3 separate regions of the Mus musculus genome follow, and regions 2 and 3 are each linked to region 1. The links are chromatin loops, found by intact Hi-C in ENCODE. Cell type or tissue: left cerebral cortex. All regions are shown on one strand.

Evidence for each region. Peaks named below come from ENCODE experiments on the same cell type or tissue, not always from the same donor. Only the 100,000 strongest peaks of a DNase experiment are listed, where the experiment ranks them.
Region 2: it touches region 1 in a loop (2.0-fold over the local background); 3 of 42 quality-filtered maps call a loop at or near these places.
Region 3: it touches region 1 in a loop (2.4-fold over the local background); 6 of 42 quality-filtered maps call a loop at or near these places.

Annotation. Positions count from the first base shown.
Region 1 is chr1:131,430,207-131,434,206 of GRCm38, reverse strand. The region is part of intron 3 of Srgap2 (SLIT-ROBO Rho GTPase activating protein 2); the gene reads left to right. Among named protein-coding and RNA genes, the nearest start is that of Srgap2, 95 kb to the left of the region's middle. In left cerebral cortex, no CTCF peak of the experiment used is centred here; a DNase peak (open chromatin) is centred at 2,147; H3K27ac peaks cover 1,398 bases.
Region 2 is chr1:131,490,865-131,494,864 of GRCm38, reverse strand. The region is part of intron 2 of Srgap2 (SLIT-ROBO Rho GTPase activating protein 2); the gene reads left to right. Among named protein-coding and RNA genes, the nearest start is that of Srgap2, 34 kb to the left of the region's middle. In left cerebral cortex, no CTCF peak of the experiment used is centred here; DNase peaks (open chromatin) are centred at 198, 679 and 2,310; H3K27ac peaks cover 718 bases.
Region 3 is chr1:131,480,477-131,484,476 of GRCm38, reverse strand. The region is part of intron 2 of Srgap2 (SLIT-ROBO Rho GTPase activating protein 2); the gene reads left to right. Among named protein-coding and RNA genes, the nearest start is that of Srgap2, 45 kb to the left of the region's middle. In left cerebral cortex, no CTCF peak of the experiment used is centred here; DNase peaks (open chromatin) are centred at 847 and 2,035; H3K27ac peaks cover 1,488 bases.

The DNA of each region.
Region 1 (4,000 bases):
CATTCTGAGAGAAGCAGAGCAGGGGATGGCTTAGTGGTTAAGAGTACTTGCTGCTCTTGAGAGGATCCAAATTGGGTTCTTAGACCCCTATCAGGCAATCTAGAAATCTGTTGCCCTTTTCTGGCCTCTATGAGCACTGTACTCAATTACAACACACACACACACACACACACACACACACACACACACACACACACACATGAAATAAATCCTTTTTTAAAAAAGCTTGAAGACAAAAAGCTTTCTTCTCTCAGAATGGAACATCTGAATTGCTGGGTTTTATAGGTCAAAAATGGTCACATAATAGCACACTTACTTGGTATAGTGTACTAGAAGAGGTGTTGGCTGAGTTGTATGGACAAATGCACTTAATAAGAATAAGATGCTAACCCCAGTGAGCATCTGAAGAATCCACAGAAGTGGCTAACTTCTGTCTTGTCTCACTAATGTGCTGATGGGGCCTCTACTTCTCACTTTAACATTGCGGATGGAATCTTCATTTTCCCATCTCCCCCTCATTTCTGTGTGCTCAGATGTTTGTGTACTACAGGCATTGCTGCAGACAGCTGTGCTCCTGCAACTGTGCTGCCAGTTTGTAGGTAGCATGAAAAAAAAATAATGGCCTTCTCATTTCTGATCTGTTCTTGCTTGCTTGTTTGCCTACTTTTTTCTTTCTTTCTTTTGATGCAGAAAAGACATTTTAGCCATGACTAGTTTGGTTAAGATAGATGTGGCTGCTATAGTAGACTTTATGTAGTGTTAGCTTATGCAAGACAGGTGCAGATTTTTCTATACATAACATTCTTTTAACCAGTCAGGACAGCGTCAGGCTCCTTATCTCACCCCTAGAGTGTCGTTTATTGCTATATATCCCAAAGTAGCTCATTGTCACGATGTCAAATTTCCCCCATTGGGAAAAGCAACAGGGCAAGAGGGAAACATGTCTTTATTCTTTAAAGGTATAGTCTGGAAGCAGCACATACATGCCTTAACTCATCCAGCCAAACACTACAGTCACATGGTTATCTACACTGTTGGGGGGGGCAGGGTAGACAATATATTTATTAATTTGGGTGACCTAGAAAGAGGAGTTTCTATCACTATAGAAGGGGAAAATGTCTGTCACATTGAGGGACAGTGTTTATAACATTGCCTAAGTTTCATGGTGTGTGGAAGGACAAGTGTGTGAAAGAACAATGCCCCCCATCATACATAGTACACATAAAAGAGTAATTTGTTCTGGTTGAGGCCAAGGAAAAGAGACTTTCAGAAGTTCAGTGGTTAGGAATGGAAAAGTAAGACTGCCAAGGCTGTGTATCTTTCCTAAATATTTAATATAATTGACACAATGGAAGAAATTGGAGAATGAAGCATTTTAGATAGAGAATAGTGTTACCATCAGCCCTGAGGTAAGAAAACCATGGCTGATGGATAACTTATTTGCTTTTCTGAACTATATGAACTATAATATTGAGTAAATCTGGAAAAGGTAAGCCAGATTATAGAGGTTTGTAAATACTAGCCTATAGAGTTAGGGCTTTGTTTTGTAAGTATAGAGGAACCACTGACAATTTCTGAGCAAGGAACTGAATTATGTCCATGCTTTAGCAAGGACCTAGATGATTATGGCTGGGGAGATGTCTCAGTGGTTATGGGCGCTGGCTGCTTTTTCAGAGGACCCAGATTCAATTCCCAGCACCCACATGGCAGCTCACAACTGTCTATAACACCCTATCCAAGGGATTTGACACCCTCATACACACACCACACACAAACATGCAGGCAAAAACAGCAATGCAGAGAAAATAAAAATAAATAAATCACTTTAAAAGGAAAGAAACAAAGAACCTAGATGAAAGGACATAGAAGGGATATAGGGTAGTCCATTGGTGACAGTAGTAATATGAGCCAAATGAAAGTCATGCCCTTGGGAATAGAAAGATTGAGCTGAATGTAAAGGCAAGAATCACCTGAGTCAAACAAGCTGGGGCAGAGAAAGCACTTTTTGGTTTTCTAAACTTTGGAGTAGGAAGTATACTGTATCTTCATTCAGCCAGCAAACTGTAGCCTCAATTTTGCTGACTCTATGACTGGTCCCAGAATAGCTCATTCTCAGCAGGCACTTGTCACTTCCCCCAGAGCTGTAGCAGCTGTTGGCCCAGTAATGCCATGAATTTGTCTGCCTGTGCTGCCAGGAGAACAGCTGCCAGCAGCAGCTCAGATAGATCCCGCTCTGGGATGTGGAGTTTATTCAACTTCGGATGGAGCAGGTTGGCCAGAGCTGAAGACAGTACACATGGATTCATCCCACCCTTTTCCAGGCCAGTCTCTTACTCTGGCTCCATCTCAGCCATTCATCCTGGGTTAGGATGGTTATTTTTGTTATAGTTTTAAGTAGCTGCGTTTAGGGGCAAATGTTGCTGAACTCCGTATTTTCATTTTCTTTTGGAAAAAAATGTTTCCTCTGGAAGTCATTACGCTGTCACCCTGTGACTGTGCTTTCTGCTCTTTGTCCATGTTCACCTTTTGTCCTTCCCCACATGGCTCAGTGAAGATAGCCTCATTACAGCCCTTACAGCATGACTCATGTAAAATCTGACCTGATGGTCCCATCCCTCTGCCCCAGACAGTGAAAGAAGCTGTAGACAACTATACTGATTATTCCATTCTACCTTCTGCTAAGTAATGTGGCCTCCCTGTCCACTGATTGTTACAGCCTTGTTTGATTAAAAGTGGAGATAAAATCTTATGTGACAGTAGGAAGCCTTCTTATGGAAGATGTTTTGGCATTTTCTTTGGCTCTTTGAAGAGCATAAATGTATTCCTATTTGTTGTTGAGCCTTTGATTGTCTCTTTAAGTGGAATTTGTGTTAATATTGCCCCACAGGATTCTGAAGGATTCTAATTAATAATGTGCTGGCTTTTCTTTTCTTCTTTTCTTTCAACAAGCTTGCTGTAAATTACTTTTCAGCTCATTTGGTTTTGATCTCCTGCTTTTAATAACTAATGTCTTTGTTTTAATTTGAAGTAGTTTCTCTCCCCCACCCCTACCCCATGTGGAGCTTTAGAGAAACACCATGCTTGGCTATCCTGCTGTGCTTCTTACACAGACCTTATGCTATTTTGTAGCCTGTTGTCAATATTTTCTTATCTTTTCCTTCTCCTTAATAAATATTTGTTGGACGTTTTAAAATTATATTCTAGACTCTTAGAGAAGGATGTCCAAAGAAATTAAAGGGACCTTAACTTAGGACTACCCCCCTCAAAAAAAAACCATAAAAAATAAAAAAATATTTTATTTTTGGTAACATTAAGTTAGCAGTACATGAAGGTTGGGCACAGGCAAAGTAACTCTGCCTACCTGATTTCTGTGAGTTGTTACTCTTGGGAAGGTCGCAGGAGAGCCTGGCCTTGGGATCTCATGAACTAGTAGAGGCTAGAGCACTGGTTGTTCTTCCAGAGGTCCCAGCTTCAGTTCCTACCACCCATATGATAGCTCACCACCTCTGTGATTCCTGTTCCATAGGATCTGATGCCCTCTATTGACCTCTAGGGCATCAGGCACACACATAATATATACATGTAGGCAAAGTACTCAAACACACAAAAAATATAAAGTAATAGAATTTTTTAGATATTCAACTCTCAGTACTCCCTTCAGTAAAAGAATAAGTACACAATTAAAATTCTTGTAGAGTCCATGTTCTTGGTCTTAGGCCTAGCCTATGTATGTGCAGGTTGCTGCAGGTACTTCCCTTTTTTCTGCTAGTGGAATCTTCCTTCAAAATCAAGTTCAAAGCTATTTGCCACCCTCACAAGATGACATTGGGTTGAAAAGCAGAGTCTGCTGACCATAGAGAACATTACAGCTCTGGTTGCAAGTGAGAGAAAAGTGGAGAACCAGAGAAAACCGATTCTCCTTGAGTATGGGACCACCTAAGAGGGCAGCAGTAGGAAAGATAAAGTTGCTAGAAGGAGCACTTCCTGACTTCCTGGGACT
Region 2 (4,000 bases), 61 kb before region 1:
CACACCCTAATGCTTCTTTTCCCTTTGTTCATTGTTTTGTTGCCTCATCCAGTGTTCTTTTCGCACTCCCATACTCTGATTTAACATCTTTCATCTGTATCTTTCTGGAGCAGTCCTGGCTGGCAGTGTGCCAGGTTCATCATGTTGAATTATGAGACTGAATAGGAAGCTAGTGGGGTGGTTATACTATTGAGTTCTTCCTTGGAGGTTTTGCAGCTTCGGGGCATTGAAAGATAATGTGGCTTCTTTCCAGGTGAGCTTGAGAAACTGGACACCCACTCATTGTCTGCACTTGCTTTCCTGTAGCCTGCAGAGTGTTGGAGGAGAGTGGTGGGCTGGTGGAGAAGATGACCTCTAGAGGATGTTCTACTTCTGTATGTCTATTCAGCCTCCTCCTTGGAAACCTGCTCTCTGCTGCTTAGTTGCAGCACCCTGGGGCCTTAATTAGTCTGAATTCCATATCAGGTGACTGAATCCCAAGGGCTTTAAAGATCCCAGCTCTGACAAATGAGCAAACCTTCGGTTTCATAGCTATGTAAAGCAGGTCCTAGAAAAGCCCTTGCTCTGTGTCCATAAGGTTGTAAGTGAGGACAGACACTTTCCAATGTGCTGTTCTCATAGTCCTGGAGTTTGGTCATAGAATCTTGAACATTGCAGAGAATCAGAGGTTTTTCTTCCCAGAAGGTTTTGGCCCTGGACCATAACTGCTCCTAGAGCTGTTATGTGTCAGTATGCTGGCCTTGTTCCTAGCAAAGCGAAGATATGAATACTTTAGCTAAACCTCTATAATGTTCACAGAAAGTAACTCAGAATGCAGTTTTTACTTTTCTAGGTGTGGTTTGCTTCCATATGGTAACTAATTCTGGGTGTTGGGGATCTCTGTGCTATGAAGGTTATCACCTTCATTTGTTTTGGGGCTCTTTGAGTTTTCTGGACCCATCTTTTTAGCCATCATTTCCTATTTGGTACCTTTTGTTAAGGTGAAGCCCCATCTACAAGGTAATAATAGACTCAGATTGCCACTGTAAGGACTCACTCACCTTACTCTTGGTCCCTACAGAATGAATTTTCTTCTAGTTAGCTTACACATTTCTCTGACTCTGAGAACAGTAAAACAGCAACAAAACAGACTAATGCTTCAGCTTCAGGTTTCTCCCTTGCTGGCAACAATCAGAAATAATATTTTGTAGAGAACCTGAGGTACTGGTTTCATTGTACTCCCTTGAGTCTGACTGTCAACAATTGGTGGCCATTCCTTGCTTTCCTCTTTAGTGAGCTGGCTACATTGACTTGGTGAATCTCTGATATTGACTCTTTGACCTCACTGCCCTCTTTCCCGCTGTAGGAACTTTTTGTATTATGGAGACATGAAAAGAGTTGGCTTCCTGTGTTTTTTCTATCAGTAAAGCTTGGTTCTCAGAAGTCTGTGTACTGACTCCGTTGTGCTTTAGGAAGACACAGTGGTGATAAGAACAAAGTAGTTTAAAGCACCACATGTGTACATTGGGGATAACTGCACAGAGAAGGTGTGTGTGTGTGTGTGTGTGTGTGTGTGAGAGAGAGAGAGAGAGAGAGAGAGAGAGAGAGAGAGAGAGAGAGAGAGAGAGAGAGCAAATGGTTGATCATTTTTGCAGGCAAAAAAGACAGGTCTACTTTTGTAGAGGTCACAGGCTATTGCAGTGATTTCTTCTTCATTTCCCACTGGAGTTATGTTTCCAATGGTCCAGGAACATTTCATCTCTTTCCATACTCCAAGAGAGCATATTGTTTCTATAACAATGAAAGAAATATTAAATATTAAGAAAGAAATAGTAAAGATGGCAGGGGAGCTTGGAGCACAAATAGCCAATGCAGGTAGCAGGGAGAAGAAAGGAGGCCCTGGATTTTAAAGGGAAACTTCCCAGAGATACTCTGTAGGTACTGTTGGTTACTCAGGGAGATTGTGAATTTATTAGACAGTTCCTGGTTTTCATTTGGGCTTCATGTGTACCCTTCTTTGGGAACTAGAGAAGGGAACAATAACTCCTCAAGGAGCTGTGGCCGAGCTTCTTATCCGCTGGACCAGACAGAGCTGCTGTCAGTAGCAAGCAGGTTGGTTCAAACATCCACATAGATCTCAGAGTTAGGTGTTATTTCATGTGTTTGTTTAGTGTTTGTTTTTGTCTTGTCTGTTTGTTTCCTTTATTCTGTCCTCCCTGCAATCTAAGTCTTCTCTTTCCACAGGAAGTCTTTGCCACTTCCCTTTTCTGCAGCTGTCCCTGGGTTGCTATGGGCTTCTGTCCCTTCCTTTGTGCTGCTTAGCCCTATCCCTTCTTCACAGACACCCTGGGTGGACAGCGGGTTCTGTTCTGGTGCCCTCTTTCTGGAACGGCTGCACCCCACCAAGACAGATGGCTGTCTAGACTATTTTTAACTGTGTCTGGGGAAGAAGATTCTACTATTTTGAAATCCTTTCCACTGATTGACAGTTCTCAAGTCAGAGTTTCTTGCTAATGCTTGGTTTAAAATCTGACGGTTATAATTGAAAATCTTTTCCTTTTGTTCTTTTAAAATCACGTAGTCGAAGGTGGAGAGGGAGTTTGGAAGTCATTTAGGCCCACCCCTAATGAAGAAAATGAAACCCACCAATTCTTAACTTCAAATTGAAATGGGAAATGTCTTTACATCCTCCCATTGAGAATCCCATCTGTTTTGGGATCTGCTTCTGAAAGCACACATTTGGGTATCATTTTGTGAGAATCAATTTAATTTTCTGGAGAAGAAACAAGTGCTTGTCGAGTTGGAAGTGTAGAATGAAGGCATTAACCGACTTACTCTATTTTGTGTCTAGTGAGAAAGTTAAATGGTGCTTGTAAAATTACCTTGCCATAAAGGTAAAGATTAAACCAACCTTCTAACATATGTGGCCCTTTCTAGTTTCTTCTTTTTTCTATTCTCTCAAACCTTTTGTTTAAAGGGAAAAGGGGGTAGCAGTAGTTGTTTCTCTCCTCTCCACCAGTGTGAACCTCTGTGTGTTAAATATTTGCTGTAATGGCTTTGTCGGGTGACTGAAACTCCTTTGAAGCCCCCTTTACACACAGGGCTTTCTGCTAGTATACACTTCCCTTGATACAAGTCTCTGTACTGCCTCCCTTGACTGACAGCGTCACGATAGCAGATAGCTCTGGTGAGAAATAATGGTGCCTCAGTTTCAGTATAGGATTCTTGTTACGTAGTGTGGACATCCAGCATTCCTTGTAAACCAGCACAACTATCTTAAGTGACACTAAAGGGGCTTGGGAAGGGCTCTCTCTCTCTCTCTCTCTCTCTCTCTCTCTCTCTGTCTCTCTCTCTCTCTCTCTCTCTCTCTGGGTACTTATAGATTTTCTACTTCACCTGAGATGTTTTTAAATAGCAGAGGTCATTTCACATGTGGCCAAACCTTAACACTTAGTACAGGCTGCCAGGAGTCAGTGTACAGATTCTTTTTTACAGACATTAGCATCTCAGTCTCTGGAATAGGGCCAAAATTCAGTATTTTTTACCTGTACTAAAACTATGTGAGGTATTTAATATGTCTCAGGTAATTTTTCTCTGCTACATAATTGGCTTTGTTTAAGGGACATAACCTCATTTTGCTATCAACTTAAGAGAAACATGGAAGTGTATTAGAGACATCTTATCTAGGGCAGTTAGGCTAGTGGTGTGTGTCTGTCACTCTTTCGTTTTCTGGGTTTGAACCTATGATCTCAAATGTGCAGAAAAAGAACTGTACCATTGGAATATCCCTAGCTGTTTTTCATTTTACTATTTTGAGACAAGGTCTCACTAAGTAACTCAGACTGACCTTGAGCCCCTGGTCCTTTGCATCAACCTCCTAAGGCTTTTTTTTAATGAAATAAGTTATTAAATATATTTGAACAGTGAAATGCAGAATGCGTCCAGATTTCTAAGTTTTACCACTGTCCTTTTTTATTGCTGTCTTGCTTACCTAATTCAGCAGCAGTATTTAAAAATACCT
Region 3 (4,000 bases), 50 kb before region 1:
CAGTGGTGGTGTACTCAAATACACAAAATAAATAAAATCTTAAAAAAAAAAAAAGGAAAAGAAAAAGTGGCTATAATAAAGGGTGACTTAGTGACTGCTCTCCTCACATGTGTCTCTGTGTGTTCTTAAACTCTGAAGACCTAGCAGTCATCTTGATTCTTTAATTTAACATTTAATTACCCATTTTGTTGCTTATCTGAGTGATATTAATTTTTTTACACCTTATTGAATCCATAAAAGGTAATCCCATTCCCCAGAGGCGAATAGTGCCTGTTCATTTGTCCTGTCAATGGATGCCTTTCTAAATGACCAACAAGAAGTGTGGTGGTTTGAGTTTGTCCTCCCTTGCTTTAAATCATAGAACCCTTGTACTTCCTTTACTATATTTTTCTGTACTCACCAAGCAAAGAAAGTCAGTTAAAGATTTAAAATGTTAAACTCAGAAAGATGCGGCAGTCCTAGTTAGGAGCAGATTTTACCATGCAATCTCAGTCTTCTTTTTATTATTACAATGCGTAGTGTGTTGTATCCCCCTTTTCTTTGTAGTTCTATAATCAGGAGCCTTCTATTTTCTTCCAGTGTTGTGCTATAATTAGTAGTCTAGTCTGAAGTATAAAATGAAAGGTTTTTTTCCCTAGCAGAAATGCTGCTTATTCACTTTATTTTACAAAGAGCCTACTCAGTCTCTACGAGTCATTCAATAATCCAAGAAACATCAATTAGAATGGGCTGTGTAAAACAAGTGCTGTGGGACTGGACAACTGGTTAAGAAAGCTTCCTGCCCTTTCAGGAGGGCTGGAGTTTGCATCCTAGCATTCACATCTGGTGCTTCCTAACTGCCTGTAACTTCCGCTCCAGGGAGTCAGACTTTTTCTTCTGGCTTCTGCAGGTGCCAGAAGAGATACTTCTCTTCTGTGTGCATATGCTTACACACAACTCAACTCACATACACGCACAACAGAAACACTGTTTAAATGCTGAATTCTGAGTATTCAAGGACAAATTCATGCCCTAAATGTGCATCATCTAATTAGAGGCATACATACAAATAACGAGGTGACCAGAGGCATGAAGAGAGTTCTGACTTGGTACTTGTTCATTAATAATAGTTTTCATATTGCTCTATTTGCCTGTTCACTTGGCAGTTCTGTAAGGGCTCAAGGGCCAGGAAGGACTATGAATATGGATGTGGAGTAAATGAGAGAGTGAGTAGATATCTCTTAACAGTGCCAGGCCTGTGGCTTACAGGCTCTCCTGCAAGTCGGTTCACTTGAGTTTGAGAGAACAGTCTGGTCGGTTTACATGGCAAGTTGCAGGCCAGCCAGGACTACAAAGTGAGACCCTGTTTCAAAAACAAAAACAAACAAGAATAACAATAACAATCCCCCCACCCAAAACCTGACAACAATAAGAATAACAGTAACAACAAAAAACACAAGGTGTTCTGCAAATTGTTTGAGCACTAAAGATATATAGGAAATTGTTTGGAATAGAGATGGTTGGGAAACAGTGGATTTTGCATTCTTGCTTATCAGCACGAATCTTACTTGATTTTTAGGGTTGTTTTGGTTAACAATGAGATCAGCATTTTGTAGGTGATTTCACATTGCTTGACCTGTTAAAAGAGACCAATTTTACAGCCTCCTGACCTTTTTTAGGCTCAGAACATGTCCAGAGATATAAAGTTCTGGGTGGATGTGGATATGCTATGTTTTGCTGTCCTGTTGCTGTCTGTCTGTCTGGAGCTGTAGATAGGGTGCTTATGGCCCCTCAGTTCCTATGGGTCTTAGCTCTGGAATGGAATTCCCCCAAGCAGTGCTTTTTGATAGACTGGGCAGGAAATAAATCTGTTGCTCTGTGCCTACTTAAAAAATATTTCCATTTACCTTGGATAATGTACAAGAACAGGGTTTTACACATATTTAAGAGAAAACTGCAAATAAAAAGGATGTGTACACAGTAGCATGAATGGAGTACTATTCTTGGCCTGGGCTGTAACCCAGAGAACAGGAAACAAGATGCTTCAGGATGGCTCGAGCCAAGAGTCTTCAAGTCATAGGGAAACTCATGACAGCTGGTAGCATCCTCCAGACCTTCCTGTTTGGGTAGAAATTTATCCTCCTATATTGAGATGGAGGAAGAGATGCCTCTTTTTTAAAAGATCTTGGAGAAAGGAGATTAAATATTAAGAAACGATCTCCCGCTTGGCCCATCTCTTGTGTAGAAATCCACTTGGTAGAGGGAACTGTTTTTCTCACATTTGGAAGGTTCAGCTTCTGATGAGAAAGACTAAGTGGTCTAAACCTTCAGCAATTTAAATACCCTTTCTTTTGTTCAGACTTTGTCATTATGCTTGAATTCCATTGAACTTTAAAAGTTAAAAGGCTGGACTTGAAATGCATGATGCGTAACTATAGCAAACCACAGTGAGTAGCTAGAAAGTATAGACAACTTCTGGTCACTCAATGGCTACAGATTAATTGACTTGAATATATTAATGTCTGTTAATGGTCTAATCATTTGGCTTCTCTGTCTGATGTGAGATAGAGAGTAATTTGCCCAGGTTGCATCCTCCTGGAACCCCCCCCCCCACACACACACCTGTCACTGTCCTCAGATGATCATTGGTTTAACTTGATCTAGATTAAGTAAGTTAAATATATATCACTACTTATTATTTAATACTAACAATTACACACCATCAGGGTATTAATAAAAAGATACATCTTTAATTTGAACCTGATAAAAGATGGGTGTCTTCAGAGGGCCTGCTATGGCATTTCCTCCAAGTACATTCTCTGAAAAGGACCAGGCCTGGATATAAAACCATTGCACTTCCTCATTGCTTTATGTATAAAAAGACAATCTCATTTCCCCTTTTTTTCTTATTCTAGATACCACATTTATCTGGCTACTCCAAAAGATCATGAAAGAACAGAAATTTTTTATCTTAACAGTGGTACAGAGAAACTTGGCATCTCTTTCACCATTGATAAAAAGTTTTGAGAAACAAGTGTAGGGAAAATACTGCCTATAGACTTGAAAACCATTTACTTAGTTAACAGAATGCTCTTAATTATGTTAACTATGTGCTTTGATTATTCAAGGTCTCTATGCTCTTAATATTTCAGACAATGTTCTGTTGATGCTATGAATTAGCCAGTAGGTGTCTTCATTTGATGAGAAAGAGGGGAAGGTAAAATGAAGACAATCAATTGCCCGCAGATGGAGAATTTACCTAGCATGTATAAGATTCTGAGTTAATCACCTGTACCTCAAATCAGCAACAACAAACTGTAAGCCAGAAAATCCATGAAAGTCACTATGAGTAGCTCCTGTAGATTCCCATACCTGAGTTAAGGGAAGTATATAGACCTCAGGCAAAATAATTTCCAGGTGGTTATAAGAGCATACTTTGGTTTAGAGTATGTCACACTTAGGTTTTCTGGTTTACTATTGCTACTAAATTTTTCTTGTCCTTACTCCGTCCCCAAACTGGTAGCTTTGATTTGAGAGACAGCAAGGATTCCACTGTAGATAACTTTCTATAAGAAATTTGGAAGGAAGTAGGCTAAAGAATTAATCTTGCTTAATCTTCCAGATTATGATTAGTTCTTTTGAGTATGGTGAAGCTCAGAGTTGTTATTTTGGAAGTGTTCTTGGACTGAAATTCAGAGAAAGGTATGTAGTAGAGAATCTGGGCAAGAAAGTGTCTTTACAAACAAAACCTTCCTGTTCAAGCAGTCTTAAGAACTTGCCTGTGAGTTAGTGACTGCAGGGTGCCAGGCCAGTCACTGGTGGGATTCAGAAGGTCTGCTTTTCATAACCGTGGATGCATATTCAATCAACCACATGCTAAAGATAGGTGGGAAAATGGAGCCTGAGAAGGCTGAGGCAGAAGGGCCACAAGTGGGAAAGCTTAGACTGCCTAGCAAGACTATCTTTCTTCCACAAAAGGCAAAAAGCTCCAGGAAACTCCACAAAGAAAAATTTTACTTGT